Linked DNA regions of Homo sapiens: region 2 is linked to region 1. A link is an interaction called in ENCODE POLR2A ChIA-PET data of the cell type or tissue named here. Cell type or tissue: IMR-90. All regions are shown on one strand. Links, peaks and the distances in the headings refer to the core of each region. The heading gives the core; the rest is flanking DNA. Region 1 has its middle 16 kb from the start of SNORD140. Region 2 overlaps TNRC6B (trinucleotide repeat containing adaptor 6B).

Evidence for each region. Peaks named below come from ENCODE experiments on the same cell type or tissue, not always from the same donor. Only the 100,000 strongest peaks of a DNase experiment are listed, where the experiment ranks them.
Region 2: POLR2A ChIA-PET joins it to region 1 with 5 read pairs; 1 of 35 experiments calls an interaction of 5 or more read pairs at or near these places.

What each region holds. Positions count from the first base shown.
Region 1 is chr22:41,049,163-41,065,323 of GRCh38, reverse strand. It overlaps the pseudogene RPS9P2. Among named protein-coding and RNA genes, the nearest start is that of SNORD140, 16 kb to the left of the region's middle. RefSeq lists enhancers at 477-977, 15,173-15,981, 15,982-16,161. In IMR-90, for the core only: a CTCF peak has its summit at 14,279; a DNase peak (open chromatin) is centred at 12,363.
Region 2 is chr22:40,301,698-40,317,858 of GRCh38, reverse strand. TNRC6B (trinucleotide repeat containing adaptor 6B) reads right to left here. Exons shown (of 23, transcript NM_001162501.2): 16 at 9,210-9,347; 17 at 6,866-7,042; 18 at 5,208-5,354; 19 at 4,862-4,957; 20 at 2,352-2,576; 21 at 1,847-1,917. Among named protein-coding and RNA genes, the nearest start is that of ADSL, 37 kb to the left of the region's middle. In IMR-90, for the core only: no CTCF peak of the experiment used is centred there; DNase peaks (open chromatin) are centred at 7,198 and 7,638; H3K4me3 peaks cover 646 bases; H3K27ac peaks cover 1,045 bases.

The DNA.
Region 1 (16,161 bases), core at 9,322-14,321:
GCCCAGGCTGGAGTGCTGTGGCTTGATATCGGCTCACTGCAAACTCTGCCTCCCAGGTTCACACCATTCTCCTGCCTCAGCCTCCCAAGTAGCTGGGACTACAGGCGCCTGCCACCATGCCTGGCTAAGTTTTTTTATTTTTAGTAGAGACGGGATTTCACCATGTTAGCCAGGATGGTCTCGATCTCCTGACCTCGTGATCCGCCTGCCTTGCCCTCCCAAAGTGCTGGGATTACAGGCGTGAGCCACCGCACCCGGTCAACGGTTGGCTAATTTTTAAATTTTTTTTTTTTTGGCCAGGCACGGTGGCTCAAGCCTGTAATCCCAGCACTTTGGGAGGCCGAGGCGGGCGGATCATGAGGTCGGGAGATGGGAGATCGAGACCATCCTGGCTAATCCGGTGAAACCTCGTCTCTACTAAAAATACAAAAAAATTAGTCGGGCGTGGTGGCGGGCACCTGTAGTCCCAGCTACTCGGGAGGCTGAGGCAGGAGAATGGCGTGAACCCCGGAGGTGGAGCTTGCAGTGAGCCGAGATCGCGCCACTGCACTCCAGCCTGGGCGACAGAGCAAGACTCCGTCTCAAAAAAAAAAAAAAAAAAAAAAATTTTTTTTTTTTTAAAGCGCTGATCCTGTTTATTTGGCAGGAAAACTAGACAATGCAGCAGCCCAGGAGGGACAGGTGGGCTTAATCCTCCTCCTTGTGGTCTCCAGCCCCAGCCCCACCCTGGCCCTTCTTGGCATTCTTCCTCTTCACGCGGCCCGGGCGGCCACCCCCATAGGGAGAGCACAGAGAGAAGTCGATGTGCTTCTGGGAATCCAGGCGGACAATGAAGGACGGGATGTTCACCACCTGCTTGCGGACCCTGAAATGGCGCTGGCGGATCAGCACGCGAGCGTGGTGGATGGACTTGGCCAAGCCCAGCTTGAAGACCTGGGTCTGTAGGCGTCTCTCTAAGAAATCCTCTATCTTCAGGCCCAGGATGTAATCCAGCTTCATCTTGCCCTCATCCAGCACCCCAATGCAGACCAGCCGCCACAGCAGGGCATTGCCTTCGAACAGACGCCGTGGGTCCTTCTGATCAAGCGTCAGCAGTTCCCGGGCGGCCTTGCGGATCTTGGCCAGGGTAAATTTGACCCTCCAGACCTCACGTTTATTCCGGAGCCCATACTCTTCGATCAGCTTCAGCTCTTGGTCGAGACGAGATTTCTCAAAGGATCTCCGCGGGGTCACGTAAGTTTTGCGACAAACCCAGCTCCGGGCCACTGGCATGTTGGCTCCCCTAACCCGTCTGCGCCTAAGCCTAGAACCCGGTCACTGAGAAAGAGCAATTTTTAAATTTTTTATAGTTACAGGGTCTTACTTGGTTGCCCAGGCTGATTTCAAACTCCTGGGCTCAAGTGATCCTTCTGCCTCGGCCCCGCAAAGTGCTGGGATTACAAGCATGAGCCACTGAGCCGGGCCCATGTTTTGATATATGCATACATTGTGGAATGGCTAAATCAAGCTCGTTAAGCTAATTAACATATCCATTAACTCACACACATCTTTTTTGTGAAAAGAACATTTAAAATCTACTCTTCACAATTTTCAAGTATACAACATATTGTTATTAACTATAGTTACATGTTTTACAATAGATCTCTTGTACTGTGTGCTGCTGTCTAACTGAAATTTTATATCCTTTAACCAAAATCTTTCTAACCCTATTATTCACTAAGCAGGTAGAAATACTGATATGAAACATGATAAATTGGTTGCAAACGGAGATTAGCCTTTGAAAGTATCAGCATATAATTAAGACTTGATGCTAAGGGGTGAATGAGCTTTCCCAGGGAGACCGGAGAAAGCTAAAACAGAAGAGGGTCCTGGACCTTGGAGAAACGCATCATCTAAGGAGCTGGCTGTATGTGGAACAGCACAGTGTCGACTCAGAAGGCATGGTCATGGAGGAAGGAGAGGAGAAGTGCTGCAGAGGCCAAGGGATTCAGGGGTCTCCAAAAGTAGGAAATCTTTCGTTTTTCTTTCTTTCTTTTTTTTTTTTTTTTTTGAGACAGTCTCACTCTGTCACCCAGGCTGGAGTGCAGCGGCACAATCTTGGCTCACTGCAACCTCCACCTCCTGAGTTCAAGTGATTCTTCCACCACCACGCCAGGCTAATTTTTGTATTTTTAATAGAGACCGGGTTTCTCCATGTTGGCCAGGCCGGTCTCGAGCTCCTGAACTCAAGTGATCTGCCTGCTTTGGCCTCCCAAAGAGCTGGGATTACAGATGTGAGCCACCATGCCCGGCCTACATTTAATCTTTTTCAGGTAATCTTCTTTTTTTTTTTTTTTTTTTTTTTGAGATGGAGTTTTGCTCTTGTTGCCTAGGCTGGAGTGCAGTGTCTTGATTTCAGCTCACTGCAACCTCGGCCTCCCGGGTTCAAGCGATTCTCCTGCCTCAGCCTCCCAAGTAGCTGGGATTACAGGTGCCTGCCACCATGCGTGGCTAATTTTTTGTATTTTTAGTAGAGACGGGGTTTTTATCATTTTGGCCATGCTGGTCTTGAACTCCGCACCTCAGGTGATCCACCTGCCTCGGCCTCCCAAAGTGCTGGGATTACAGGCGTGCAGCACCACACCCGGCCGTCATTTAATCATTTTTATGAAAAAAAGGCTTAGGGGAAAAGCAAATGAATTGTTGGAACAAAAAGGCCAGGGAATCTTTATCATTTTGAAGTGAACAAGGCAAAATCCTACCAATAGGAATAAATTATATTTTTCGTGTGACTACCCGGTGTGAGGTTGGGAGAAAATGAATTCTATGGTGATGAGGTGACTTTGCCCTTTGGTAACTGAGGAGCAAAACACCTCCAGCCACTGCTGATAGAGACTGAACCGAAGAGGAAATGCCAAAGATTTTACAGGTCCCTAGGAGGTCTAGACTCCCTCTCTGCCCCATCTTCCTTGGAGACCAAGTAGACCTCCAAGCGGAGGAAGCCTCCACTGGAATGCAACATCAGAAGCGAATGAACTGGGACTGCTGTCACACCAGAGGGATGGGGAGAGAGGGGAACAAGGGAGCATTCACGTGCTGGCAATGGGGAGGTTTCACTGCTCTTCAATCTCATTTTCTGGGCTCTCCTCCCCCGCTTTTAAAATGCTGAGCTTGGCCTGGTGTGGTGGCTCACGTCTGTAATCCCAGCACTTTGGGAATCCAAGGCAGTCAAATTACTTGAGCCCAGGAGCTTGAGACCAGCCTGGGCAACGTGGCAAAACCCCGTTTCTAAAAAATACAAAACCTAGCTGGGTGTGGTGGTACCTGCCCTGTAGTCCTTGGCTACTTGGGAAACTGAGATGGGAGGATTGTTTGAGCCCAGCAAGTTGAGACTGCAGTGAGCCTTGATCGAGCCACTGCATTCCAGCCTGGGCGACAAAGTGAGACCCTATTTCAAAACGAAACAAAACAAATAAAATGCAGCACTAAGGGCCAGGCTCAGTGGCTCATGCCTGTAATCCCAGCATTTTGAGAGGCCAAGGCAGGAGGATCACTTGAGCTCAGGAGTTCAAGACCAACCTGGGCAACATAGCAAAACCCTGTCTCTAAAAAATAAAATAAAATAAAGTAAGATAAAATAGGCCAGGCGTGGTGGCTCATGCCTGTAATCCCAGCACTTTGGGAGGCCAAGGCGAGTGGATCACCTGGGGTCAGGAGTTTGAGACCATCCTGGCCAACATGGCGAAACCCCATCTCTAGTAAAAATGCAAAAATTATCCGGGCATGGTGATGGGCACCTATAATCCCAGATACACGGGAGGCTGAGGCAGGAGAATCACTTGAACCCCGGGGGGGCGGAGGTTGCGGTGAGCTGAGATTGCACCATTGCACTCCAGCCTGGGCAACAAGAGCGACATTCCATCTCAAAAATAAATAAATAAAATAAAAAAAGAAAAGAAAATACTGAGCTCAGGCTGGGCACATTGATTCACGCCTGTAATCCCAACACTTTGAGAGGCTGAGGTAGGAGGATGGCTTGAGCCCAGGAGTTGGAGACCAGCCTGGGCAACACAGGACGACCCCACGTCTACCCCTCCACCCCCCCAAAAAAAAGAAAGAAAAAGAGGCTGAGTTCCCTAGGGCACTATTCTTAGCCTTTTATGACCACAACCTATCCCTGGACAGCCTCATCCACAAACATGGCATTAAGTGCCATTCTACATGTTTAGTAAACGTGTATTGAATGACTCAGTGAAAAATGAAGGCAAAATTTCTGGGAAAGATGATATATGGGACTGAATCGTGCTCCCCCGCCAATTCATATGTTGAAGTCCAAACCCCTAGTACCTCAGAATGTAACCATATTTGGAGAAAAGGGCCTTCAAGAGCTGATTAAATTAAAATGAGGTCATTAGAGTGGGGTCCTAATCCGGTATGACTAGTGTTATAACTAGTGTTCTTTTTTTTTTTTTTTTCTGAGACGGAGTTTCGCTTTTGTTGCCCAGGCTGGAGTGCAGTGGCGCAGTCACAGCTCACTGCAACTTCTGCCTCCTGGGTTTAATCGATTCTCCTGCCTCAGCCTCCCAAGTAGCTGGGATTACAGGCATGCACCACCATGCCCAGCTAATTTTGTATTTTTTTTTAGTAGAGATGGGGTTTCACCATGTTGGTCAGGCTGGTCTCAAACTCCTGACCTCAGGTGATCCACCCACCTCAGCCTCCCAAAGTGCTGGGATTACAGGTGTGAGCCACCACGCCCAGCTGTGTTCTTTTTTTTAATTAAAAAAAATTTTTTTAAAAGAAATAGACATGGGGTCTCACTATGTTACTCAGGCTGGTCTTCAACTCCTGGGCTCAAGTGATCCTCCTGCCTCAGCCTCCCAAAGTCCTGGGATGACAGGTGTAAGCCACTGAGCTCAGCCTATAACTGGTATTCTAACAAGAAGAGGAAGGGACACCAGGGATGTGTACATACAGAAAAAAGGCCACACGAGGACACAGTAGGAAGGTAGCCATCTGAAGCCAAGGAGAGAGGCACCAGGAGAAACTAACACCTTGATCTTGGACTTCTAACCTCCAGAACTGTGAGAAAATAAAGTTGTGTTGTTTAAGCTACTTGTCTGTGGTATTATGTTATAGCAGTCCTAGCAAATTACAGATGATGAAGCCATCAAGACAGATGGGCCTGTGAAAGGACCATGCACTAGTGACAGCAGGCAGCTGGATACCTGTGTGTCAGCCTCAGGGTGTGGTCTAAGCTGGATAAAAAGATTCTGCAGGGCCATCAGGGTGGCTCATGCCTCTAATCTCAGCACTTTGGGAGGCCGAGGCAGGCGAATCACCTGAGGTCAGGAGTTTGAAACCGGCCTGGCCAATGTCGTGAAACCCTGTCTCTACTAAAAATACAAAAATTAGCTGGGCGTGCTGGCATGTGCCTGTAGTCCCAGCTACGTGGGAGGCTGAGGCAGGACAATTGCTTGAACCTGGGAGGCAGAGGTTGCCATGAGCTGAGATTGTGCCACTGTACTCCATCCTGGGCGACAGAGCGAGATTCCATCTCAAAAAAAAAAAAAAAAAGAAAAGAAAAGAAAGGAAAACAGTTGGCAGTTGGTGGTTCTTCAAAAAGTTAAACACAGAATTACCTTATAATCCAGCAATTCCCCGGTATATATCCAAAAGAGTTGAGAGTAGATGTAGGCTGGACGTGGTGGCTCACACCTGTAATCTCAGCACTTTGGGAGGCTGAAAGTGGGAGGATCACCTAAACACAGGAGTTCAAGGCTAGCCTGGGCAACATGGCGAAACCCTATCTCTACAAAAACTACAAAAGCTAGCTGGGCACGATGGCTTGCACCTGTAGTCTCAGCTACCTGGGACTGTGAGGTAGGGGGATTGCTTTGGCCCAGGAGTTTGAAGTTGTAGTGAGCTATGACTGCGCCACTGCACTCCAGCCTGGGCAACAGAGTGAGACCCTGTCTCAAAAAAAAAAAAAAATGCTGGGCATGGTGGCTTAGGCTTGTAATCCCAGCACTTTGGGAGGCCGAGGCAGGCAGATCACCTGAGGTAAGGAGCTTGAGACCAGCCCGACCAACGTGGTGAAACCCCGTCTCTACTAAAAATACAAAAATTAGCCAGGCATGGTGGCGGGCACCTGTAATCCCAGCTACTCGGGAGGCTGAGGGAGGAGAATTGCTTGAACCTGGGAGACAGAGGTTGCAGTGACTTGAGATCACGCCAGTGCACCCCACCTTGGGCAACAGAGCGAGACTCCATCTCAAACACACACACACACACACACACACACAAAAATTAGCTGGGCATGATGGTGCATGCCTGTGTTCTCAGCTACTGGGGAGGCTGAGGTGGAAGGATCGCTTGAGCCGGGGAGGTGGAGGTTGCAGTGAGCCTAGATCTTGCCACTGCACTTCAACATGGGCGACAGAGCCAGCCCCTGTCTCGAAATAAATAAATAGATAAAAATAACAATAGAGATGTTTTAAAGTGTCATAGACTGAATGATAAATTATATCGTCAGTATATATATATACATCTATATCAATATATAGAGGTGTATATATATATTTTTATATATATGTGGAAAAATATATATCTTTTCACACGTAAAGTACTCACTTGCTCCGCAGCAGAGAAAACAGGGTTGGAAAGGCAACATCTTTACTCCCAGTGTGTTCAGCTCACAGTCCATAACTATTCATTAGGTCTGGATATAGGTACTACCTATAAACTGAAAGACAAACTATCTTTCAATATACAGTTGTGGAATAGGAAAAAAATAATCACAATAAAAATGACCACTGGGCTGGGTGTGGTGGCTCGCTCCTGTAACCCCTGCACTTTGTGAGGCTGAGGCAGGAGAATCGTTTGAGCCCAGGAGTTTGAGACCAGCCTGGGCAACATAGAAAGACCCCATCTCTACAAAAAAAATTAAAATAAAAAAATTAGCCTGGCATGGTGGCACATGAACACCTGTAATCCCAGCTCCTTGGAGGTGGAGGTGGGAGGATCCCCTGAGCTCAGGAGGTTGAGGCTGCAGTGAGCCCTGACTGTACTACTGCACTCTTGCATAGGCAACAAGAGCTAGACCCTGTCTCAAAAGAAAAAAAAAAAAAAGCACTCCAAAAATGCGGGGATATGAAACACGCTGCAGATGCTTGTCCCTTGCAGTCGGTAAAGGTATCTGGGCAGGAAGAGGGAGGATTCTCTTGTATGGCAGTAGAATTAGTTGTTGGGTACAACTGTCTGATAGCCCCTAGCTCTGCCTTCTGGGAGGTTCTTCCTTTGGCATTATCCCCCATGGACACGGGAGAGGTGGGCCCTGGAGAGATTGGCCTGTTGTAAGCTGCCCAGTTTTCAGAGCCTGCATCCTGCTAGTGCAGGTTTTGGAGCCTGGGAATGGCTTCAGGGGTTGAGTAGCTATAATTTTTGTGAGCCAGCTAGTGGTTTCTTTGGTAATATAATTCCTTCAAACATTTAGCAGGTTTCTGGCTGTTGGCTTAATTGTGCTAATGACTACAGCCAAAGATCTCATCTAAACACATCTTTTTTGTTTTTTGGGTTTTTTTCTGGAGACAGAGTCTCGCTTCTATCCCCCAGGCTGGAGTGCAGTGGCGCCATCTTGGCTCACGGCAACCTTTGTCTCTCAGGTTCAAGCAATTCTTATGCTTCAGCCTCCTGAGTAGCTGGGATTACAGGCACCTGACACCACAGTGGCTAATTTTTGTATTTTTAGTAGTGACAGGGTTTCACCATGTTGGCCAGGCTGGTCTTAAACTCCTGACCTCAGGTGATCTGCCTGTCTTGGCCTCCGAAAGTGTTGGGATTACATGCGTGAGCCACCACGCTCGGCCTAGACATACCTTTTAAGCCTCAATACTGTTCTTTGGTCTTCTACAAATGAGCCTGTGCTGAGCTTGAAGGTGGTAGCCACCTTCAATCCTTCTGAAACAGGGTTGAGAAGCCAACATCTTTACTCCCAGTTTTGCCTTTCAGCTCATAGCCCCTGGGGGAAGTTAAGTCTTACCTCTTGCTAAGGCTACTGCTCCCAAGCCACTCCTTATAAGTACTTAGATCTGAAATACCAAAGCAGATGGCTTTTTTTTTCAGCCCTGAAAATCTCTGCATTATAGAACTCTTGGGCCATTGTAATTGGGGATTACCAGCAGAGTACATACTTTTATATAGGTAAATACAAAAGACAAGTATAAATACATTTTGTTTATCTTTTTTCTCCTGTGTGATTTAAAAGACAACTGCATAAATCAAGAATTATAAATCTGTTGATGAGCACACAGCGTATAAAAATGTAATTTGTTTCAAGGACATGTTATCTAAGAAAAAAATGTAATTTGTGACAATAACAGCACAAAGGAGGTGGAAAACAGCCACAGAGAAGTAAAGTTGTAGTTTATTAATTGGAATTAAATTGCTATTAATCCCAGCCAGAGTGTTATACTACACTAGATCCCCCCCCATTTATCAGCAATTTTGATTTCTGTGGTTACCTGCCGTTAACGCCCTCTGAAAATATTAAACGGAAAATTCCAGAAATAAGCAATTCATGTTTTAAATTTCGAGCAGTTCTGAGTAATATGATGAAATCTCGCACCATCTCACTCCGTCCTGCCCAGGATGAGAATGATCCCTTTGTCCAGCTTGTCCAGGCTCTAGATGCTACTGGCCGTAACTTAGTAGCTTTCTCAGTTATCAGATTGTCTTGGGATTGCAGTGCCTGTGTCCAAGTTATCCTTATTCGGTTTAATAATGGTCCCAAAGCACGAGCGTGGTATATTGTTATAATTGTTCTATTTTATTGTTATTTTTGTTAATCTCTTACTGTGCCTAATTTATACATTTATAAATTAAACTTTATCATAGGTATGTATGTATATGAAAAAACATAGTATATATAGGGTTCAGTACTATCTGAGGATTCAGGCATCCACTGGGCCTCTTAGAACATATCCACGTTGGTGGTGAAACCCCGTCTCTACTAAAAATACAAAAAATTATCCGGGAGTGGTGGTGGGCGCCTGTAATCCCAGGCACCCGCTGAGGCAGGAGAATTGCTTGCATCCGGGAGGCAGAGGTTTCAGTGAGCTGAGATGGCACCACTGCACTCCAGCCTGGGCAACAGAGTAAGGCCCTGTATCAAAAAAAAAAAAAAAAAAAAAAAAGATTATACTGGGCGCAGTCGCTAACGCCTGTAATCCCAGCACTTTGGGAGGCCAAGGCGGGTGGATCACGAGGTCAGGAGTTCGAGACCAGCCTGACCAACATGGTCTCTACTAAAAATACAAAAATCACCCAGGTGTGGTGGCACACACCTGTAATCCCAGCTACTCAGGAGGCTGAGGCAGGAGAATCGCTTGAACACAAGAGGCAGAGGTTGCAGTGAGCCAAGATCACACCTCTGCATACCAGCCTGGCGACAGAGCGAGACTCTGTTTCAAAAAAAAAAAAAAAAAAAAAGATTGCAAGGGAATACTATGAACAGCTGTAGTCCAACAAATTAGGTAACTTAGATGAAATGGACAAATTCTAGGAAAAAAGTTACCAGAACTGATTCAAAAAGATACCAAAAATCTGAGTAGGCCTATAACAAGTAAAGACATCAAATTAATAATAAAAACTTGTTGGGTGCAGTGGCTCATTCCTGTAATCCCAGCACTTTGGAAGGCTGAAGTGGTTGAATTGCTTGAGCTCAGGAGTTTGAGACCAGCCTGGGCAACATGGCAGAAACCCGTTTCTACAAAAAATACAAAATTTAGCTGGACATGGTGGTGCACGCCTATAGTCCCAGCTACTTGGGAGGCTGAAGTGGGAGGACGGCGAGAGTCCAGGAGGCAGAGGTTGTAGTGAGTTGGGATTGTGCCACCTTACTCCAGCCTGGGAGATACAGCCAGAGCTTGTCTCAAAATAATAATAATAATAATAATAATAATAATAAACTCTCCATAAAGAAAAATCCAGGCCTAGATAGCTTCACTGGTGAATTCTACCAAATAGTCAAAGAAAAATTAATACCAATTATGGAATACTGAATAATGGCCCTCCCAAAATATCTATGCCCTAATCTGCAGAACCTATGAGTGTTCCTTTATATGGCAAAAGGGATTTTGCAAATGTAATTAAGAATCTCAAAGTGGGGAGATTATTTTGGAGTACATGGGTGGACCAGATGTGATTACAAGGGAAATTATAAGAGGGATGCAGAAAGAGTCAAGGTTCCAAAGCCATAGGAAGAAGGAAGCGGAGGTACGTAGAGTCTAAAAGAGAAGCTGCCACTTAGCTGGCTTTGAGGATGGAAGAAAAAGCCATGAGCAGCCTCTAGAAATTGGAAGAAGCAAGAAGCGGATTCCTCTCCTGCAGCTTCCAGGAGGAACCAGCCCTGCTGACACCTGGCTGCAGTTCTGTAAGACCCATTTTGAACTTTCAATCTCCAAAATTGTAAAAGAATAAATCTGTGGCTGGGCGTGGTGGCTCACACCTGTAATCCTAGCACCTTGGGAGGCCAAGGCAGGTGGATTGCCTGAGCTCAGGAGTTAAAAACACCAGCCTGGGCAACATGGGGAAACCCGGTCTCTACTAAAATACAAAAAATTAGCCAGGCGTGGGGGTGTGGGCCTGCTGGCCTGCAATCCCAGCTACTTGGGAGACTGAGACAGGAGAATCGCTTGAACCCGGGAGGTGGAGGTTGCAGTGAGTCGAGATTGTGCCATTGTACTCCAGCCTGCGTGACAGAGAGAGACTCCGTCTCAAAAAAAAAAAAAAGAATTAATTTGTGCTTTTTTAAGTCATTAAGTTTGTAGTAATTTGTTATAGCAGTAATAGGAAACTTCTACCAATTTACTTAATTTTATTTATTTATTTATTTATTATTTATTTTTTTTTGAGAGAAGTCTCGCTCTTATTTCCCAGGTTTGAGTGCAATGGCTCGATCTCGGCTCACTGCAACCTCCGCCTCCCAGGTTCAAATGATTCTGCTGCCTCTGCCTCCCACATAGCTGGGATTAAGTCACCTGCCACCACGCCTGGCTAATTTTTGTATTTTTTAGTAGAGACTGCGTTTCAATATGTTGGCCAGGCTGGTCTCAAATTCCTGACTTCAGGTGATCCGCCCGCCTCAGCCTCCCAAAGTGCTGTGATTACAGGCGTGAACCACTGCGCCCGGCCTATTTATTTATTTTTATTTATTTATTTTTTTGAGACAGAGTCTTGCTCTATCAACCAGGCTGGAGTGCCATGGTGCCATCTCAGTTCACTGCAACCTCCACCTCCTGGGTTCAAATGATTCTCCTGCCTCAGCCTCCCGAGTAGCTGGGATTACAGGCATGCACCACCACGCCCAGCTAATTTTGTATTTTTAGCAGAGACAGGGTTTCTCCATGTTGGTCAGGCTGGTCTCGAACTCCCGACCTCAGGTGATCTGCCCGCCTTGCCCTCCCAAAGTGCTGGAATTACAGGCGTGAGCCACCGCGCCTGGCCTTATTTTTTTTTTAATTAAAAAAATTTTTTTTGAAGAGATCAGGTCTTGCTTTGTTGCCCAGGTTGGTCTTGAACTCCTGCTAAAGCAGTCCTCCCACCTCGATATCCCGAAGTGCTGGAATTACAGGCATTAGCTACTGCAACAGGCCAATCAATATGCTTAAACCAATCTTTCACAAACTGTTACAAAAAACAGAGGAGGAGGGAACACTTTCCAATCATTGTATGATGCCGGTATTACTCTGATACTGAAACCACAAAAAGATATCACAAGAAAAGGAAACCACAGATCATTATCCCTTGTTCATTTAGACACAAAAATCCTGAATAAAATACATACTAGGAAACTGAATCCCACAATATATAAAAAGGGTTACAGGCCGGGCGCAGTAGCTCATCTCAGCACTTTGGGAGGCTCAGGCAGGTGGTTGCTTTAGCCCAGGAATTTGAGACCAGCCTGGGCAACATAGAGAGACCTTGTCTCTACAGAAAATACCAAAAAAATGAGCTAGATATGGTGGTGTGTGACTGTAATCCCAGCTACTCAGGAGCCTGAGGTGGGAGAATCATATGAGCCCAGGAGGTCAAGGCTGCAGTGAGCTATGATCTTGCCACTGCACTCTAGTCTGGTTGATAGAATGAAACCCTGTCTGTAAAAACAAAACAAAACAAAACAAAACCAGTTACACACCATGATCAAAGGAATTTATCCCTATGATGCAAAACTGGTTTAACATCTTGTGTAGAAAAGACTTAACGTGGTGGGCGTGAGACTGCTATCCTTAGAAATTCATGCTTTCAAGGTTGACCCTTGGTTAATGTCTGGAGAAATGGATTTCAGGACTCCTAAGAGTGGCTCACTGTGCCTAAACTATACAAACAATGTGGTTTATGCTAAATACTTGCTTTCCTTCTGTGAGTCTGCAACTTTGGTATGTGCTAGGCAGAGAGTGCATACGTGACCAGCCCCAATTTAACAACTTGGGCACTGAATCTCAAGTGAGCTTCTCCGGTAGACAACATTTCACGCATGTTATCACAACTTGCGGCTGGAGGAATTAGATATGTAATATGTTGACTCCACTAGAAGAGCACTCTGGAAGCTTGTGTCTGGTTTTCTCTGGACTTTGTCCCATGAGCTGTTTCCCTTTGCTGATTTTGCTTTGTATCTTTTCACTATAATAAATCTTAGCTGTGAAAATGACTACATGCTAAGTCCTCTGAGTCCTCCTTATAAATCATCCATCCTGAGAGCAGTCTTGGGGACCACTGACACATATTTAAAATCATTAGGCCGGGCATGGTGGCTCATGCTTGTAATTGCAGAACTTTGGGAGGTGGAGGTGGGCAGATCACTTGAGGTCAGGAGTTCAAGACCAGCCTGGCCAACATGGTGAAACCTTGTCTCTACTAAAAATACAAAAATTAGCTAGGTGTGATGGTGGGTGCCTATAATCCCAGCTACTAGAGAGGCAGAGACAGGAGAATCACTTGAATTCAAGAGGGGGAGGCTGCAGTGAGCCAAGATGGTGCTGCTGCACTCCAGCCTGGGTGACAGAGTCAGACCCTGTCTAAAAAAAAAATGAAAACTTTTGTATTTCAAGGGACATTACCAAGAAGCAAAAAGACAGCTGGGCGCGGTGGCTCATGCCTGTAATCCCAGCACTTTGGGAGGCCAAGGCGGGTGAATCATGAGGTCAGGAGATCGAGACCCTCCTGGATAACACGGTGAAACCCCGTCTCTACTAAAAATACAAAAAATTAGCAGGGCGCGATGGCAGGCGCCTGTAGTCCCAGCTACTCGGGAGGCTGAGGCAGGAGAATGGCGTGAACCCGGGAGGCGGAGCTTGCATTGAGCAGAGATCATGCCACTGCACTCCAGCCTGGGTGGCAGAGCAAGACTCCATCTCAAAAAAATAAAAAAGTGGAGAAAAAAAGAAAGCAAAAAGACAGCACACAGAATGGTAGAAAATCTTTGCAAATCATGTATCCAGAGTATTAGAAAGAATATTTATAATTCAATGATAAAAAGATAGGCTGGGTGCAGCGTGGTAGCTCACGCCTGTAATTCCAGCACTTTGGGAGACTGAGGCAAGAGGATTGCTTGAGCCCAGGAGTTCAAGACCATCCTGGGCAACACAGTGAGACCCTGACTCTATTAAAAAAAAATTTTTTTAAGACAATAACTTAATTTTTTTTTTTTGAGATGAAGTTTCACTCTTGTTGCCCAGGCTGAAATGCAGTGGCACGATCTTGGCTCACTGCAACCTCCGTTTCCTAGGTTCAAGAGATTCTCCTGCCTCAGCCTCCTGAATAGCTGGGATTACAGACATCTGCCACCACGCCTAGCTAATTTTTTGTATTTTTAGTAGAGACAGGGTTTCATCAAGTTGGCCAGGGTGGTCTCAAACTCCTGATCTCAGGTAATATGCCTGCCTTGGCCTCCCAAAGTGTTGGGATTACAGACGTGAGACACCGAGCCCGACCACAGTAACTTAATTTTTAAAATAGTTTTTAAACTATTTTTAGAGAAAGATTTTTTAAAGGATTTAATTTTTAAGATTTAAAACTTTTTAGAGAAAGATATCTCTAAAAAAAAAGATACATGAATGGACAATAAGTACATGAAAATAGTCTCAATGTCATTAGCCATTAGACCAAGTATTAATCAAAACCACAGTGAGATACCACTTCATACACATTAGGATGGCTATAATCAAAGACAGACAAATGCTGGTGAACATGTGGAGAAATTGCAACCCTCATACATTAGTGGTAGGAATGTGAAATGGTACATCACTGGGGAAAACAGTTTGGTGGTTTCTCAAAAAGTTTGTCCCGTGCTGATCAGTAGTGGGATCATACCTGTGAACAGCCAGCCACGGCACTCCAGCCTGGGCAACATGGCAATACCCTGCCTTTTAAAAAAAGAAGCCAAGTGCAGTGGTTCACTCCAGTAATCCCAGCACTTCGGGAGGCCAAGGCGGGTGATCACTTGAGGCCAGGAGTTTGAGACCAGCCTGGACAACATGGTGAAACCCCGTCTCTACTAAAAATACAAAAATGAGCCAGCGTGGCGGTGCCCATCTGTAGTCCCAGCTACTTGGGAGGCTCAGGCAGGAGAATCGCTTGAACCCGGGAGGCAGAGGTTGCAGTGAGCTGAGATCGCACCACCGCACTCCAGCCTGGGTGACAGAGCGAGACTGTCTTGAAAAAAAAAAAAAAAGAAAAAAGAAAGTTTGGTGGTTCTTCAAAAAGTTAAGCAGTTACCATATGACCCAGCAATTCCATTCCTAGGTATATATCCAAGAGAAATGAAAACATATGTCCACACAAAATTGTTTACATAAATATTAATAGCAGCATTATTTATAATAGTGAAAAACTGGAAACAGCATGAATGTCCATCACTAGAGTGGCTAAGGAAAATGTGGGATACCCATACAATGGAATATTATTTGGCTATTAAAAAGAGTGAAGTGGCCTGGTGTGGTGGCTCATGCCTGTAATCCCAGCACTTTGGGAGGCCAAGGTGGGTGGATCACGAGGTCAGGAGTTCAAGACAACCCTGGCCAAGGTGGTGAAACCCTGTCTGTACTGAAAAAAAAATACAAAAATTAGCCGGGCGTGGTGGCAGGTGCCTGTAGTCCCAGCTACTCGGGAGGCTGAGGCAGGGAATTGCTTGAATCCGGGAGGTGGAGGTTGCAGTGAGCTTAGATTGCGCCACTGCACTCCAGCCTGGGTGACACAGTGAGACTCCATCTCAGAAAAAAAAAAAAAAAAATTCTGGCCCCAGAGACAGGCACTAGCCTAGCTGTGTGACCTTGGTCAGTTTCCTCACCCTCTCTGAACTCCCATTTTCAGGAGGTTTAGGGAAATATTAGTAAAGTCTACCCCACTGACTTGTTGCAAGGGTTAGATGTGAAAACCCAAGGAAAGCATTTGGACAGGGCCTGGCCCATGGTGAGGGTTCCATAAAGAGCTGGCTGTTCCCTTCCTCTCTCAGCCCTTACTCCAAGGCACGTTCCTTCTTGGGTGACAATCAGGTAATGCCATGGGACAACAGGGCAGCAGCTCTGACAACCCACATGTTCCTGCAGGGCTGCACAAGGCCTCCTGAACAGCCTCTCAGCTCAGCCTGGCACCAACAGCCACGCAGCGGATTCAGACTTAGAGCAGAGCTTTGGGCCTTAGCTGGAGGGGGCAAGTGCATGTGTGTTGCAGGGAACAGCCCTCCTTAGCTTGCGTTGGTTTTCAGACTGGCAACATGATCGCCCCCTTGACCCCAAGAGGGAACAACTGCACTGGGTCCATCCTGTGACTTGCATCCCTCACACAGGGCCTGCTTAACCTTGAGCAGCTGCTGTGTCCACGGCCAACAGCTGGGCCCCACTGGGCCATAAATCACTGGCGACACTAAACAGGTCGGCATAGTCAGCGGCTGCTCCTCGCCATGGTGGGTGGGCTGCGGGAGCAGGCAGGGACTCAGAACTCACTCCCCTATAAACCCCATCCATGGTACTCAAGCCAGTGGTGGCTTTGTGTCTGGCTTTGAATCCTCGCTGGACAAATGCTTCCCTCGATAACCAGATGTCTGTAGACTCCACAGCGGAAGCAGCGTGGACTTGCAGGGGACGGACACATGGATAAGCCAAGTTGGAAACCGGCAGACAAAGT
Region 2 (16,161 bases), core at 5,451-10,450, 740 kb after region 1:
CAGACTCCTTTTAACAAGGTGTTGTAAAGGTTGTGATGGACTCAGTTTTGATGAGCCCATTTAACCTCGTTCAGGTGCTCAACATAATGCTTCTGCAAATACCTCAGTTATCTAGCAACCAAGGTGAAAGGCAGAGTGGCTTGGTGCAAATGAAGCTCCTCCAATAGAAAACCACCTAGCGGATATGGTCTGATGAGAGCAAATTATAGTAATGCCATCTACACGTGAAGAGGATAATAGACGGAGAGTTAAACACACCCATGTAGCTTTTTTTTATTTTTTCAGATGGAGTCTCGCTCTGTCGCCAGGCTGGAGTGCAGTGGTGCAATCTCAGCTCACTGCAACCTCTGCCTCCTAGGTTCAAGTGATTCTCCTGCCTCAGCCTCCCGAGTAGCTGGGACTACAGGCGTGTGCCACTACGCCCAGCTAATTTGTGTATTTTCAGTAAAGACGGGGTTTCACCATGTTGGCCAGGATGGTCTCGACCTCTTGACCTCGTGATCCATCCACCTTGGCCTCCCAAAGTGCTGGGATTACAGGCGTGAGCCACTGCGACTGGCCCCATGTAGCATTTATAAACTATGAAGTCAAATGATCTCTTCCACTGGAGAGATGGATGGTTAATTATTTACAGAGCACAAAAATGGTTAATATGTTTTAAGAGGGAGAAAATACTGAGGTTTTGTAACTAAATGATGCATGAGATCCATATTAAGAAACAAAGAACTTAGTTGAGAAGGGAAGACACTTTCAGGGATAGGAAGTATAGGTTCAGGTCTTCTTGGAGGATTAACACAGAAACAGGTAGCTTTTGGGTGTCCTTAAAATACTCCCTTTTCCACTAGGTTCCAGATACTAACATGCACATTTGTATAGCAAATCGTGTCTACTACACAGAAATCACCAGAAAATACCACCCTACTCTGTTTGTTTTTTTCTCTTTCTCTGCCCCGTAAGATCTGCAGAAACCCACTCTCTAGTGGGTTTTACCTAGTTTTATGAACTAGCTTATAAAACTAACTTTCACTTTTGTAAACTGTATGTGTTATCATCATCTTGAAGGCAGGCATGAAGCCTAGTGGCCAGCATCAACCCTTCTCCAGAAGTAGACTGTGAACCTTGGGTGGGGAGGGGACACCCACTCCTGTAGTCAAGACCTCTTTGCAGTGATCAGGAGATGAACTTTCATATCTGCCAGCCTCCCACATCTATTTCCCTCTCTCTCCTTTTTGAGAAAGGGTCTTGCACTATTGCCCAACCTGGAGTGCAATGCAATGCAATTCTGGGCTCAAGTGATCCTCCCACCTCAGCCTCCTGAGCAGCTGTGTGCCACCATGCCTGGCTAATTTTTAATTTTTTGTAGAAACAGGGTCTCATATTGCTTGGACTGATTTCAGACTCCTGGCTTCAAGCAATCCTCTCGCCTTGGCCTCCCAAGGTGCTGGGATTACAGGTGTGAGAAACCAACCCCCATCTTTACCTCTTTTTTTTTTGTTTTTTTTTTTGAGATGGAGTCTCACTCTGTCGCCCAGGCTGGAGTGCACTAGCGCAATCTTGGCTCACTGCAAGCTCCGCCTCCCGGGTTCACGCCGTTATCCTGCCTCAGCCTCCCGAGTAGCTGGGACTACAGGCGCCCGCCACCATGCTCAGCTAATTTTTTGTATTTTTAGTAGAGACGGGGTTTCACCATGTTAGCCAGGATGGTCTTGATCTCCTGACCTCGTGATGCACCCGCCTCGGCCTCCCAAAGTGCTTGGATTACAGGCATGAGCCACCATGCCCAACCTTTCCCTCTCTCTTAATACAATCAAGTCCTATCTAGAAAACTGCGAGAAAGCATAATTACCTGTGGGGTGAGATTGTGAAGAACCAGCCAGTAACTAGGACGAACTGAGCCACCATCACTCCAGGTAGAGGCTATGAGCAACCAGAAAAATGGTTAGGAAGAGAAATAAAACAAAAACAAGAAAAGCCATGAGGGAGAAAGATTTTCATGTAGCTCACATTTCTTCTCTGCTTTTATAAATTCTCTTTTCCACTGGACTCTGACCTTCTTTTTCTCTTCTACTGGTCCCTGACTCCTATGCACTTTTATGCCTGATTTGCAAGACAGTATTTTCCTCCCAGTGTTCTCACTCTGCCATTTTTACTCATTTTACTCCATCTGTCCCTTTGCCTTATACTGACTGCGACTTTCACTCACTCAAGAGGTACCTTTTCCTCTACCAGAAGAAAAAGCAGACAACCATGACTTCCTCTCTTGGGAAGACCTCTTTGTGTCTTCACCATCTGTGTTAACATAAGCCCCTTGTGGATGAACAATGGTGTTCCTTTAGGCAGATCCTCCTCACCCGAGGCGAGCCGTGAGTCCTGTGTCCCCCACCCCCTGACTGATCGGGGTGCTGTGCTGCTCCAGGGAGATGATGGTTTGGGGTTGGTCAGACCAGGAGGTGGGCGGGGCAGCGGTGTAGTGTTCCTGGAGGAAATATGGTTTTTCCACATCTTGTTGGAGAGATGAGTGGGGTTGTGTCCTATGGGATCTGGGGACCATGTTGATTTGTAATCAGGGAACTTTGCTGTAAGAAGAGAAAATTAAGGAAGGAATAAGGTTAGACGGTTCACTTTTGTTGACAAATACACATGAGTTTTATCTACATACACATAAATACATGCACATTTATATTCTAAAAAGTAATAGTACACATTTTAAGCACAGCAATACAAAATAACACTGTTCTTAGAGCATAACGAACATAAAATTTTCAGTGACTACTACTCTGAATTGATAGAATTATCATATGAATTAAAGATTTAATAAGATAACCAATTCTCTACTGCTTTCTTAGCTAAAAATGACTTGAAAAGGAGGACACATTCAAGGAGAAAGTCTTCCTAAAGATACCAGCTTCTGGGTAACAGTGAGAATGTGAACATTAGCAGAATAAAGTATTCTATAAATAATCATTGACTGAATAGAAAGTAATTAGTAAATTACACTTTTCTTGTGCCTTGATCCAGTCTATTAGATATTGATGTTCACATAGATTCTTTAAAAACAATCAAGAAATATTCACTAAGGGCTTACTATGCATACGGCACGAAATCAGTGCTGTGAGGAATAGAAACAATTATCCCTGAGAACCTCAAGCTCAGATGGGAACACAGAACAGATGAGCAACAGAAGTGGTGACCCCAACATCATCACGTAAGCTCAATATGCAGAGGGGATCAAGAACGCTGGGCTTGCAGCAAAGGCTTTATAAAGACAGCTCTTGAAGGATTTACATAAATGGATGGGCACAAAGAAACAGGAATGTGTAAACCAAGGTTCAACATAAACTCTCTGTGTATGGAATATGTTCCCCCCCAATTTTGGTTGAACAGTTCACAGGGGCAGAGAGGTAAAGGAGGTTACATATCAGGAGTTTTTGCAACTGATTCAGCATGGAGTGTTTAAACTACTGTGATAGTAAATAGAATGGAACAGAAGGAATGGATATTTGAAATATGATTGCAGAATAAATCACTAAAGAGAAATCATAACTGCCTGGATCCAGGGATTGAGAGAGAGAGGAAAGAGGAAGAAAATACTGAGGTTTTGTAACTAAATGATGCATGAGATCATTATTAAGAAACATAACTGAGTTGAGAAGGAAAGACACTTTTGGGGGTGGGGAAGTATAGGTTCAGTTTTAGACAAGTCTGAGGTGATTCTTGGGCCATCTCTCAGATGAATTTTCAACTGTTGGAAAAAGACACATAGTTCAATCTGAGATATGGGCATTTATAGGTGTAAAAGAGTTGGGTAACCAGAGTTAAGTTTTTACATGTAAAAGAAATCCTACAAAAGTGTAATGTAGGGTGGTGGTTCAAAACCCGGAATATTGAGATGTCTCCTTTACATACTTGCTCAGAACTGAGGCAAGTTATATCTGCTCTCAGAACCTCACTTAGTTTCTTTATCCACAAAATAGGGGTAACAACAGGACTTACTCATAGCCTTTGGTGAAGGTAAAATAAAAATTAACGTGGAAGGTTTAGCATGATGCCTGGCCTGTGGGATCATTCAGTGAGTGGTAGGTTATTGTTGCACTGCTGATATGACAGAGAGGTGGGAAGGAGAACAAGACAATGTTTAGCCCACTAACCTGCAGCGTCTTCGTAGTTGGACAAAGGTCTACTTTATTTGCTTTTGCCTGGGCAAAGCACGTAAGTCATAATGACTTTAACAGCTTAAGGTCCGACTTGTGCAAACTAAAGGTGCCAATTACTAATATGTCTACCAATCAGTAAGGCACTATGCTCAGTGAGTGACTTCAAAGCCTTTATTATATCCACCAACTTTTCCATTTCCTAATATCTTTTAAAAAACCATGAGGAACTTACCAAATGATGGTAAAATGAATCAAGGTCCTTTTTTTTTTTTCCTTTGGCCATCTGCCCTTAGCCTTTGTCTATAAGTGGGAGGATTTTTAGAGAAAAGCTAGCTATTATTGGCTATCTTAGGAATAATAACCTGGCCTTCACTGGTTCTTCTCATGACCCTTGACTTCTTGGCAGCCTTGTTAAAAGAGAAGCATGTGTGTCATTAGGACGTGACTCCAGCCCTCTGGATATGCCAGCTCCCTGCAGTTATGTCACTACCGGCCTCATCCCAAAGCTGTATCTGGCTCATCCTTCCTGAGACTAGAAGTTCCTCAAAGACATAGCAAACAGAAAAGATGTGCTTCCATCTATACTGACCTATGCTACTGAACTTCTGTAAGAGTATATCTTATGAAATACATGCCAGTTTCCTTTATAAAAGGGAACCTGATGAAAAAGTGCTAACCAAAGGGAAACAAAAAATTCACACTCATACCTGAAGTGCTATGAACGTTGGTAAAGGAGTTGTCAGAGGCACTGTAGGGCCAGGCACCAGGTGAAGGCAGCGAGGTGTTGAGGGAAGAATTAGACCCTTGGGTAACAAAGAACAAGAAGAAAATACTGAAGATAAATGTCAGTATAACCAGTGAAACCTTGAGAGTATTTTGTTTAAACTTCAATAGAATGGAGGACAAAATATGTCTAACAAATAAAAGTGAAAAGCAATCTTTTTACATTTTTTGGTTAAACTTTTAGGTACCAGCAAGTACAAATGAAGTCACAAACTGACAACTATGAAAATGCTGGGTGTTGAACATATAAGAGATGCTTTGCTCAAGTACCTGTGGTGTTATCCCGCAGCAGTTGGTGGTCAGTATCTACAATGGGAGATGTGGCTGTACCCCCCAGCACACTTCCTGGGGTGACATAGGGGTCAGATTCAGGGTCAATGTTTTGGATACCTTTCCATGGCACTCCTGGTTGGAATTCTGAGACAAGGAAAACAAATATTAGAGAAGGAAGGTCGTTAAAAAAAAATGATATAGTACTTTTTTTGACATAAGAAATGGGTCTGTGAAAAGTATAAATACTGAATTTATTGTCTCTTAGATTTTCATCACAAAATTAAGGAAAAAAAAATCACCATGAACATACTCTTGCCAACAGCACCTTTGTTTTATCACACTGTCTGTGGCAGTCAACTGGAAGCCACAGCTCATCAGAGCCTGTCCCCAGTAACCTGATCCTCCTGCTCCCAGGAGACTTCAGGGCTGAAGGCAGGGAAAGCAGGAGTAAGGACTCTGGTGTTCACAAGAATCATCCCAGCATCTAGGCCAAGAACCGGTGAAAATATGGGCTAGAGATCAGTGCTCTTTCTCATTTTCCTTACGAGATGTTGGCCAAAATGCAAAAAATGTAATACAAATGATACTGCTACACAGAATGTCCAGGGATAACCAGCAGGGATAATTTAGCTTAGCAAAAGAAAGCCTAGAATATACATAAGGGCTCGGAATTTTTTTATTGGTCAATTTAAATCATTTTAAAATTTTAAGGCTATGTGACACAATAAACTTTTATTTTCCAAATCGTGATGAGAAAGAGCAATGTGTATTATATATGAACGATCTGCATTATACAGTTCTACTTTGGCCGGGCGTGGTGGCTCACGCCTGTAATCCCGGCACTTTGGGAGGCCGAGGCGGGCAGATCACCTGAGGTCAGGAGTTTGAGAACAGCCTGTCCAACATGGCGAAACCCTGTCTCTACTAAACATACAAAAAATTAGCCAGGCGTGGTAGCAGGCGCCTGTAATCCCAGGTACTTGGGAGGCTGAGGCAGGAGAATCGCTTGAACCTGGGAGGCAGAGCTTGCAGTGAACCAAGATCGCACCACTGCACTCCAGCCTGGGTAATAAGAGCAAAACTCCCTTTCAAAAAAAAAAAAAAATTCTACCTTAATAAAACGAAACTATACATATTCATGTCACAAATACGCATGCACAGAAAGAGGTCTAGGAGGATATATATTTATGGAATTACTGATTTTAATTTTTGCTTTATTAAATGTTCTCATTTTTCTATCATGAGAATAGATTACTATATCCAACAAAAGGGAGGGACAGAAAGAAAAGAATTAACAAATAATCTCATTGCAATCGCTACTGCATACCTAGAAGCTAACTGGTAATACACACTTGCCTAAGAACTAACAAATCAATTCAACAGACACTTCAAAAGAACCCATGTTACAAGGCATCCTATGCATGGGACGAATGCAAAGTCCCACCTACAATGTCACTTATCCCCAGATTCCCCATCTAATGAAAATTTTCTATCTTCCCACAGCACATGCCTTGCTTCTAACAGACAATTATTGAATGAAAAAAATAAAAGCAAGTACCTTAGTAACATGAATCACAAAAGCAATGTATTCTGAACCTGAAACTGACAATTACAAAACAAATGCTATCCTGGGAAAAGCATTTCCTAGACAATACCTGGAGGCCAACTGGCATTGCTGGATTTACTTCCGATTTTATTTGTTGGTGGAGATTTGGCAGGTAACCAGCTATCACCAGCAGGACCCGTATGGCCACCCAGTGTGTCACCAGGGATGATATCAAACTGGTTGTACGGTGACCCTCCCCGGGTTTTACCAGGGGCCACTATAGCGCCTGAGAAAAGAGAGGAAATTAAATCATCCAGAATAACTCCTATGAATAGAACTTGTCTATTTTTTATTCGCTGGAATGCAAACAGTCTTCTGAAGCTGATGGAGTATATACAAACAGCACTGGAATAAGAGGTTGCATTCGAGACTCAGCACAGAATTACTAAGCAGCATGACCAACAACAAGTCATTTCGCCTCTCTGAGCCTCTCAGTTCCTCACTTAGGCACACAGGATTGTTCTCATGCTTGAATGTTCCTTTCAGTTTTAAAATTCCATGGTCTTATGAAATTAATGAAACGTTCACATACTAGGAATCTGACCATTATCCCTAGTTTCTATGCTAACGACTCAAGAGTGAGAAATGGGGAAAATTCTAACCATTTGTAGCACATAAGAAGGTTTTAACTAAATTTCTACTGATGCTATCCACCCAGGTTCTTAAGGGCTGGCTGATCAGGCTTAGATTAGCTGGAAGCAGCAGTGTAAACAGAGAGTCCATTGGAGGGAAAAGCATCTGCAATTGCTTTAAATTCCAACGCAATGAGATGGAATTCCCGCCTAGGGTCTTTGCCAGCACAAGACCAGCAATGAACTCTGCAGCTCTGGGATCCGTGGCCTCACACATGAAGAACAGCAAATCCTTTGTAACTGGTTTCCTGAGAGCACTTCAGTGGTTTTGTCGCTGCCCCCATCATGCATTTTATATGCTATGGGGCAGGAAAATAATTAAAAGCTTAAAATTACCTTGAACTAACAGAACATGCACTTTGAATAAAATTTTAGGTATCAGTGAGATACCAGTCTACTTATTTCTCAAATGAATTTTACATACTATATTGGGTCACTTGATCTATTCTTAGGATGCTGCTTGTGAAGGGATAAAATTATTTCCAGGGTGATGCAGCCTAATGGGAATATTATCAAAACTACCTCCATACTCAGGCTAAGAGGGCATTTACTTTTCTGGAGCCACTGACAAATCTGGCTCAGAGGCACATTATGGTGAAGCAGTGGAAAATGACAAGCTCAATTACTTTGGGGATTGCTAAGGAAATGGGAAAACATGATCTATAAGCTCTAAAAAGGCAAGTAGAGATTTTGCCTTTGAGATATCCTCTCACATGCCATTTCAGATTTATTATCATGCACCTATCATGTCTTTGGGGACAAGGGGACCTGGTGAATCATCAGCCTAAGGAAGCATTGAAAGTGCCCAAAGCTGTAGATATCAGTGGGCTTAGATTATTCAGTCCACAAACAGATTTTACAATTTCAATAAATCATTTTTGACTTCATGCCATGAAACCAAATGATAATGCTTAGGGATGGCAGGCAGAGAGCTCCACGTGGGCATTTCACCAGCCTCCTGGATGGGCTTATTAAAGAGTGGTTTATAAAGGAAACCTGAAAGGCTTCAGACTGAATGACCTGGCTGGGGCTGGGGCCTGCCAGGGCGCTGCAGCAGGAACAGCCGGACACCTATTTATACTTGGTTCTCATGGATACAGTTAAGTCCAAGTGAATTACTGTCAAATGAAACAAACACTGAAACAAAGGCTGAAGGAAGGTTCTGAGACCTTTTATCTGTTTTACAGGAAATGGAGAAGCCCTTATAGAGAGAAACTGAGAGGAAAAGCCGACCAACATCACGACCAAAGCCTGCAATGCCCTTAAATGCTGTCTTGCAGACACTCTAATTCACATAGAATAAGAAAGCTTTGTGAAAAGTTCAAATCTCATGTATTATGATCTATTAGTCCTCTTTTGGAGATTAAAAGGCAGGAAAATTTTTTAAAGCCGATAAATTTATTATGGTTCAAACAACCAACAAGATAGGTATTGTTATGATCCCTTGCTCCGCAAAACAAACTCAACAAGCTGACTCTGTTCCCTCAGCCAACTTATTAGGGTTTCACCTTGGTGGGTGCCCAAGTTCACTGCTACCACCCTCAATCATGGTGGCTGAAAAATTCTGCTCCCTTTAATTAGAACTAGTACTTTATATTTCTTGTAATTCAACATACACATGACTCTGACCTTCCTCCACAGGCAATCATAGGATTCACAAGGAAAATGAATACCAAGTTCTGTACTTCAAAATAGTCTTATAAGATGTTTCATCAAGACCTGCTGTGGGTTGGGGGCTCTAGCTTTCAGTGCTTCTCTTACCATTTTTGTGCATATTGGCTTCCTGTGTGGCTACAGAGGGCAGCCCCTCCATCATGGAGGTCCACTGTTTAAAGCGAGACTCGGTTCCAGCCTCCTTCCCACCAACCATGCCATAGTCCATGCCGCCAGAGCTGAAGCCTAAAAAGGAGAAGACCACATTTTATAAGTCTCCAGCATCAGTATCAAGAGTTCTGAAGCAGAGTCCAGGAATGCCTTCAAGTGTCATTCAAAGACTAATTCACAGAGTTTCTCCACTCAGAAACAGGTATTTTTGATTCCAAGCTTTGATCTTGGCTCTTGCTCGCTAAATAAGTGATGTCTCTCTGTGAAGGCGTGAAGATGTGTATGACTGCCATCGATCAGGTCTGTCTCAGTGCATTCCTGCACGCCCTTTTTCATTTAGCTGACATTTGTGCCAGACAGGAGGCTGGGGCCAGCCACTCTCAAACTGAGATGGAGAAGACGACATCCAGCCAATGTAGCGCAACAGCAGCAACAAAGCTGTAGTCAGGGTATCTTGGGGGAGGAAAGGGTTTGCAGAAGGAAGATGTGATCTAGGGCCTCAGGGAGGTATTTGGGGAAGTCAAGCAAACCAAGTACAGAGCTCTGACTCTTGATAATCAAGTGTGTTTAGGGAATGGTGAGACATTCAAATGACTCCAATGGTTAGCTAACTCTGGGATGAAGTGAGGCGGAGAGTGGTGGGGGATGAGGAGAAATGAAGTTGTGTCATGTAGGGTCTTTATATATTAGGCCAAGGAGTTCGGATCTTTTTTTCTCTAGGATAAGAAGATAGTGAACATTTTAAGCATGTAAGAGGATAACTAGTATGTATTTTAGGAAGAGAATTGGCAGCCTGAGTGTGGGGTGGGTGGAGGTCAGGGCAGAATCTGAAAGATAAATTTGAAAGTAGTCTTTAAGCAATGAGGAAGACACCAAAGCTTGAGTAGGTGGGTAGTTCGAGATTCTGAGCTCACTTTGCCAAGAGCCCCAGGTAAGCTTCAGGGGAAGAGTCTTGGTGGGTAATGTGTTCCCACTGCACAGAGCTGGAGAGCTGGAAGCCACACAGCAGAATCTGGATGACGGAGTCTAACAGGGTCCGTCATCCATTTGGGTCAGAATGTGTGTGACACCTGTTCATAAAAACTCTCAAAAAAGTAAAATAAAGGACTAAAATGATGAAACAGGGGAGGGGGAGAATAATAAATGACCATAGAAAAATGAGAATGAGCCACAGGGAGCGCAGAGCGGCAGCACGAGCGCAGGCATCCCAGGGAGGCGAGCAAGCCTCCCACCACGGCAGAGCCAAGCTTCTCTGCCCCAAGATGTGCAACTCCAGCCAGGCCAGACTGCACACTATACCCATAAAGGGTCCTCAATTTTCATCTCTCCAAATCCCACTAAGGGATCAGGTTGTGTTTTTCCTCCCCTGTGCTTATCCTAGTTGTCTGGGATAGTTTGATAAACACATAATAAATCAAGTAAAAGTCTAACACCTTCCTGACCCATGTTCAAAATGTTGCTATTTATATAAAGAACAGTGTTCTTTCACACTCTGTAACCGAATTTACTAGTTCAAAATGATTGGAGAGTGGAGGGTGGGGGTGGGGAGCAGAAATCTTTAGAATGAGATGAAAATATTTCAAATGAAATTATTATTATTTTGGAGATGGAGTCTCTGTCACCCAGGCTGGAGTGCAGTGGCACAATCCTGGCTCACAGCAACCTCCGCCTCCTGGGTTCAAGCAATTCTCCTGCCTCAGCCTCCTGAGTAGCTGGGACTACAGGCACACCACAGCCATGCCCAGCTAATTTTTTGTATTTTTAGTAGAGACGGGGTTTCACCCTATTGCCAAGGCTGGTCTAGAACTCCTGAGCTCAGGCAATCTGCCCACCTCTGCCTCCCAAAGTGCTGGGATTACAGGCATGAGCCACCGTGCCTGGCCTTATTTATTTATTTTTTTTAAAGAAGAGTTTGAGGCATTTTTAAATTTCTTTCATCCTGGGTAGCAGAAATGAAATTAGATTGCAGGGCAGGAAGGTTGCAAGGAACAAAGGTTTTCTCTGACATAGCCTTAATGGCCTAAGCAGGTTGCTCCTTGAGTAAATTACACTTCTGCCTTTGAGAAAACCAGGCCAAGGTGCTTGGATTCCAGGCCACCTGAAAGCTCAGTTCTAATCATTGAGAAAGAGTTTTTGGAAATAACCTAGGATTCTGGCAAAGATTAAAAAGAATACTAGCATTACTAAGAAGAGGAGGAACCATTCCTTACACATTAATTTTCTTTGAAGTTACTCTAAAATTTCTATAAAACCCATAGTGAATTAAATTTCTTTTTTTCTTTCTTTTCTTTTTTTGAGACGGAGTCTCGCTCTGTCGCCCAGGCTGGAGTGCAGCGGCACAATCTTGGCTCACTGCAACCTTCGCCTCTGGGTTCAAGCGATTTTCCTGCCTTAGCCTCCCGAGCAGCTGGGACTACAGGTGCCTGCCACCACACTCGCTGATTTTTTTTGTATTTTTAGTAGAGACGGGGTTTCATCGTGTTAGCCAGGATGGTCTCAATCTCCTGACCTTGTGAGCCGCCCGCCTCGGTCTCTCAAAGTGCTGGGATTACAGGTGTGAGCCACCGCGCCCAGCCAGTGAATTAAATTTCTTTAATTTCAGCTGCTTAGAGCTTTTTTGGTGACAAATGAAATGCAGAAAATTAAAGTTATAGCAAAAGGGCAAAGAAAGAAAAAAGCGAAAAAAGAGAAACATAAGAGGAAAGAAGGAAAGAAAATGAATGAGAGAAAGAAAGAGAAAGAGAAAGAAAAAGTAAGCAAGCAAGGAAAGGCAAGAACCTTAGAGAAAGCGGGCACTTTTCTCATTAGAGACTTGGGGATCAAATGCCACCACAGTAGGGCAGTCCCAGCGCTGCCTCACAAGGTTTGGTCAGGAAAAATAATCCAAGGGGTAAGAGAAAGAATAGGTGAGAAAATTGCCTTGAAAGGTTCAATCTACAAACCCCAAAGTATGAGAGGAAAAATCAGGCGAAGACGGACATAATTTTCTTTGATGTCACGTAGTAACCAGCCTGACGCTAGGATATGGAATGTGTCTGATGCATTTTGATGGAAGGAATTCTGGGACACTGTGCTCTAGTGGGTGCACTAACAAAGAAGAGATGGTGCTTCGCTAGTGACCTTCGGCTATTTACAAGCTGTCGTATCTCTAAACCCAAGAAAATACTGACTGTATTGTACTTTCCACTACAGCAAAACAAAATTTCCTTAGTCCACCAAGTGGTTTCCCTGAAATTTCTCACCAACACAGAGCTTTAGCTCAAATTAAGCCATTTAGTTCAGTTCAATGAATATTTATGGACAGTGTAATCTGTGCCAGGCCCTGTGTTAGGAGCTGAGGTACAAGTAGAGGTAAGACATGCCCCTTGCCTGTCACCTGCTTTTATCATTCATGCAAGGACAACCCTTTGCCTGCCTCATGCGTCTTTGCTAGAATTACTCTCTCTCATTCTCCACACACCCTAATTCATGGTCTGTTCACGACTTTTGGCTCCATTCTTACATCCTTGAGGAAATGCTCTTAAATTAACTTGTCCTTACACTGATCCTGCCTTCACTCTCTCTGTTTACAGTTCTGTTTTCTGCTCCTCTTTTTGCTATACATTAAAAAACAAACTAGTTTCTATAATTATTTTTAAAAAATCACCCATAATTGGCCATCCTAACACAACTGTTCTAAGTCCGTGTCCACATGTACACTTGGTATCGACACAATCATAATTGCAGCATAGATACAATTACTCTTCTGTCATTTTTATAATCTCCAATATTTATTCAGCTTTACTTTTCACAGGGATATACCAAATAAATATTACAAATTTTGATAAATTTTAAACATAAAAAGTGAAATTTTATCAGAAATGCATTTTCTAAGAAGATGAATTACTTTGTTTCTAAATGAGTTCAGATATCCACGGTAACCAACACTCCTTACTATAATGAGAATTTTCGCTACCATCTTATTTTAAATTTCTTTGTTGACATAAAGCACTAAGAAATTTGACTCATATAAATAAGTAGATGGGAACAGAAGGAGTCTTGTTATAACTTACTTCTCGAATTTCTTTTAAAGTATATGTTCCTTCCCCTAGCCCAGTAACACAGATACTAAAATATAATTTTTAGATAGGTCATTATCACCTAACAATTCAATTAGGTATTCTTTCTCTCTGTCTCCCTCTCCCTCTCACTCTTCACCTTGGCCTCCCAAAGTGCTGGGATTACCAGGCATGAGCCACGCACTCAACCTCAATTAGGTATATTTTCAATTTTGCTAAAAGGACAGAATTAGAAACCATCTGTTTTACAAAAGAATCAGTAAGGATTAGTTAAGCAGTCATTAGTCATTCAAATTCTTAATTTTGAGATAATGTAACAAAGAGGCTTTATCAAGACATATTAAGAAACTTTCAATTATTCTTGCTACTCTTTCACTTAGAGGTATCCTTTTTAGTTCAACATACTTAGCATCAGGAAAACTGAAAGACTGTTCATTTCATTACATCTTCGGCATTTAATTTATTAGAAAAAATTTTTTAATTTCTATATATGCTTTAAATATATTTTCATCAAATAATCTATTCAAAACAGGCAGCCAAATCTAACTTTCAGACCTAAAATGTATTCTTCAATTCAAACAAATATAATAATGCTAACTAAGGAAAAAAAATTATTTTTGAGACGGAGTCTTGCTCTGTCGCCAGGCTGGAGTGCAGTGGCATGATCTCAGCTCACTGCAACCTCTGCCGCCTGGGTTCAAGCTATTTTCCTGCTTCAGCCACTCCAGTAACTGGGATTACAGGTGCACACCACCACGTCCAATTAATTTTTTGTATTTTTAGTAGAGACGGGGTTTCACCATGTTGGAGGCTGGTCTTGAACTCCTGACCTCAAGTGATCTGCCCTCCTCCGCCTCCCAAAGTGCTGGGATTACAGGTGTGAGCCACTGTGCCCAGACAGGAAAATTGTAAGTGAAATAAATGACAAAACACATCTATCTTATAAGGCAGATTATAAATGGTCAGGTCACAATTAAAATGAGACCTAATAATGTTTATCTATTATTTAATAAGTTAACAAATATAGAAACAAGCTAATAAGTCAATATTTCTCTTTAATATGGAATAATATAATGCATAGCTAAATTTACAAGTTACTTATGAAACAGGAGTATGACAAAAATAATAAAATTTCTTCAGTAAATACGTATATATGTGTATGCTTAACTCTGATCCTTTAGCCATTAGAAGTAAGAAAGAATCGGCCAGGTGCAGTGGCTCACGCCTGTAACCCCAGCACTTTGGGAGGCCACGGTGGGCAGATCACCTGAGGTCAGGAGTTCAAGACCAGCCTGATCAACATGGTGAAACCCCATCTCTACTATACAAAAATTAGCTGGGAGTGGTGGCATGTGCCTGTAATCCCATCTACTCAGGAGGCTGAGGCAGGAGAATCGCTTGAACCTGGGAGGTGGAGGTTGTGGGAGGTGGAGGTTGGGCGACAGAGTGAGACTCCGCCTCAAAAAAAAAAAAAAAAAAAAAGAAGAAGAAGAAGAAGAAGAAGAAGGAAATACAGCATAAGGACACCTTTGTTAGTAATCAAGGGAGGCCCCGCCATGTTTGGTACCCTGGTGTTTTGCAGCCCAGATGAGCACAGAGCTGACCTTCTTCTATATCAAGTGCAAGAAAAGTTATTTCGAATTTAAGTCAGTTATCAGGCAGATCATCTTTAAGAATGAAAACAGTTGGTGGAAGCTAAGGATCTACAAAGTAATTCCGTTAAAATATCCAGATCAAGATCAAGAACACCTTGAAGTCTTTGCTCACCCCCTGCACGTGCAGTAGGAGGATCACGGGGTTGGCGCACAGTCAGCCGCTGCCATTTGTCCAGGGTCACACTGTCACCTAGAACCAGCAATTTCATGTCTTCCCAACTCTTTTTTTTTTTTTTTTTTTGAGATGGGGTCTTGCTCTATCACCCAGGTGGGAGTGCAGGGGCACAATCTCAGCTCACTGCAACCTCCGTCTCCCGGGTTCAAGTGATTCTCCTGCCTCAGCCTCCCCAGTAGCTGGGATTAGAGGCGCATGCCACAACGTCCGGCTAATTTTTGTATTTTTAGTAGGGACAGGGTTTCACTACATTGGCCAGGCTGGTCTCGATCTCCTGACCTCGTGATCTGCCTGCCTCAGCCTCCCAAGGGGCTGGGATTACAGGTGTGAGTCACCGCGCGCGGCCCAACTCGTTTTTTGAGTGTGCGTAGAACAGTATCTTCTTTAGAAGATAAATTCTAAATGTTGTCAGTTTGAGATGAAACTATGATGGTGTGTGGTATCTTTTCCATTTTAAAATTTTGTTTTGAAATCACTGTTTCCTCACCAATTAGATTCTGCTTACAGCATGTTTTCCAGTTCTGAAAGAGCTATGATTTGCCTGCCAAAAAATTCTTGAAGAATGTTAAAGGCATAACCTTACTTGTTCTAATTCTATTTAAATCAGATGAAATACTAATATCAAATGAATTTTTATCAATCTGCACTATAATTTTAGTTCATTTTTTCTATAGAAGGCAATTTTATTAATATGAGTACACTAAAACATTTCAAACTAGTACATATTTTAACAGATCATAACCTCAGCCATGTGTACCACTCACAGCATGCACAAGCATTTAAATAGGGTTTTAAAAATTCCCGGCGGTAGGAGAGCAGTTTGCCATTCATACACACGTATTGAAAGACTGCTGGCTTCATGCTGGTGATCAAAAAGTTTCAGATTTTGGGGCATTTTGGATTTTTAGATTAGGGGATGCTCAACTTGTAGTTAAAAGGTGGAAACAATCCAAGTTTATCCATTTCAGCAGAAAAGTGGGTAAACACACTGTGGTATATCT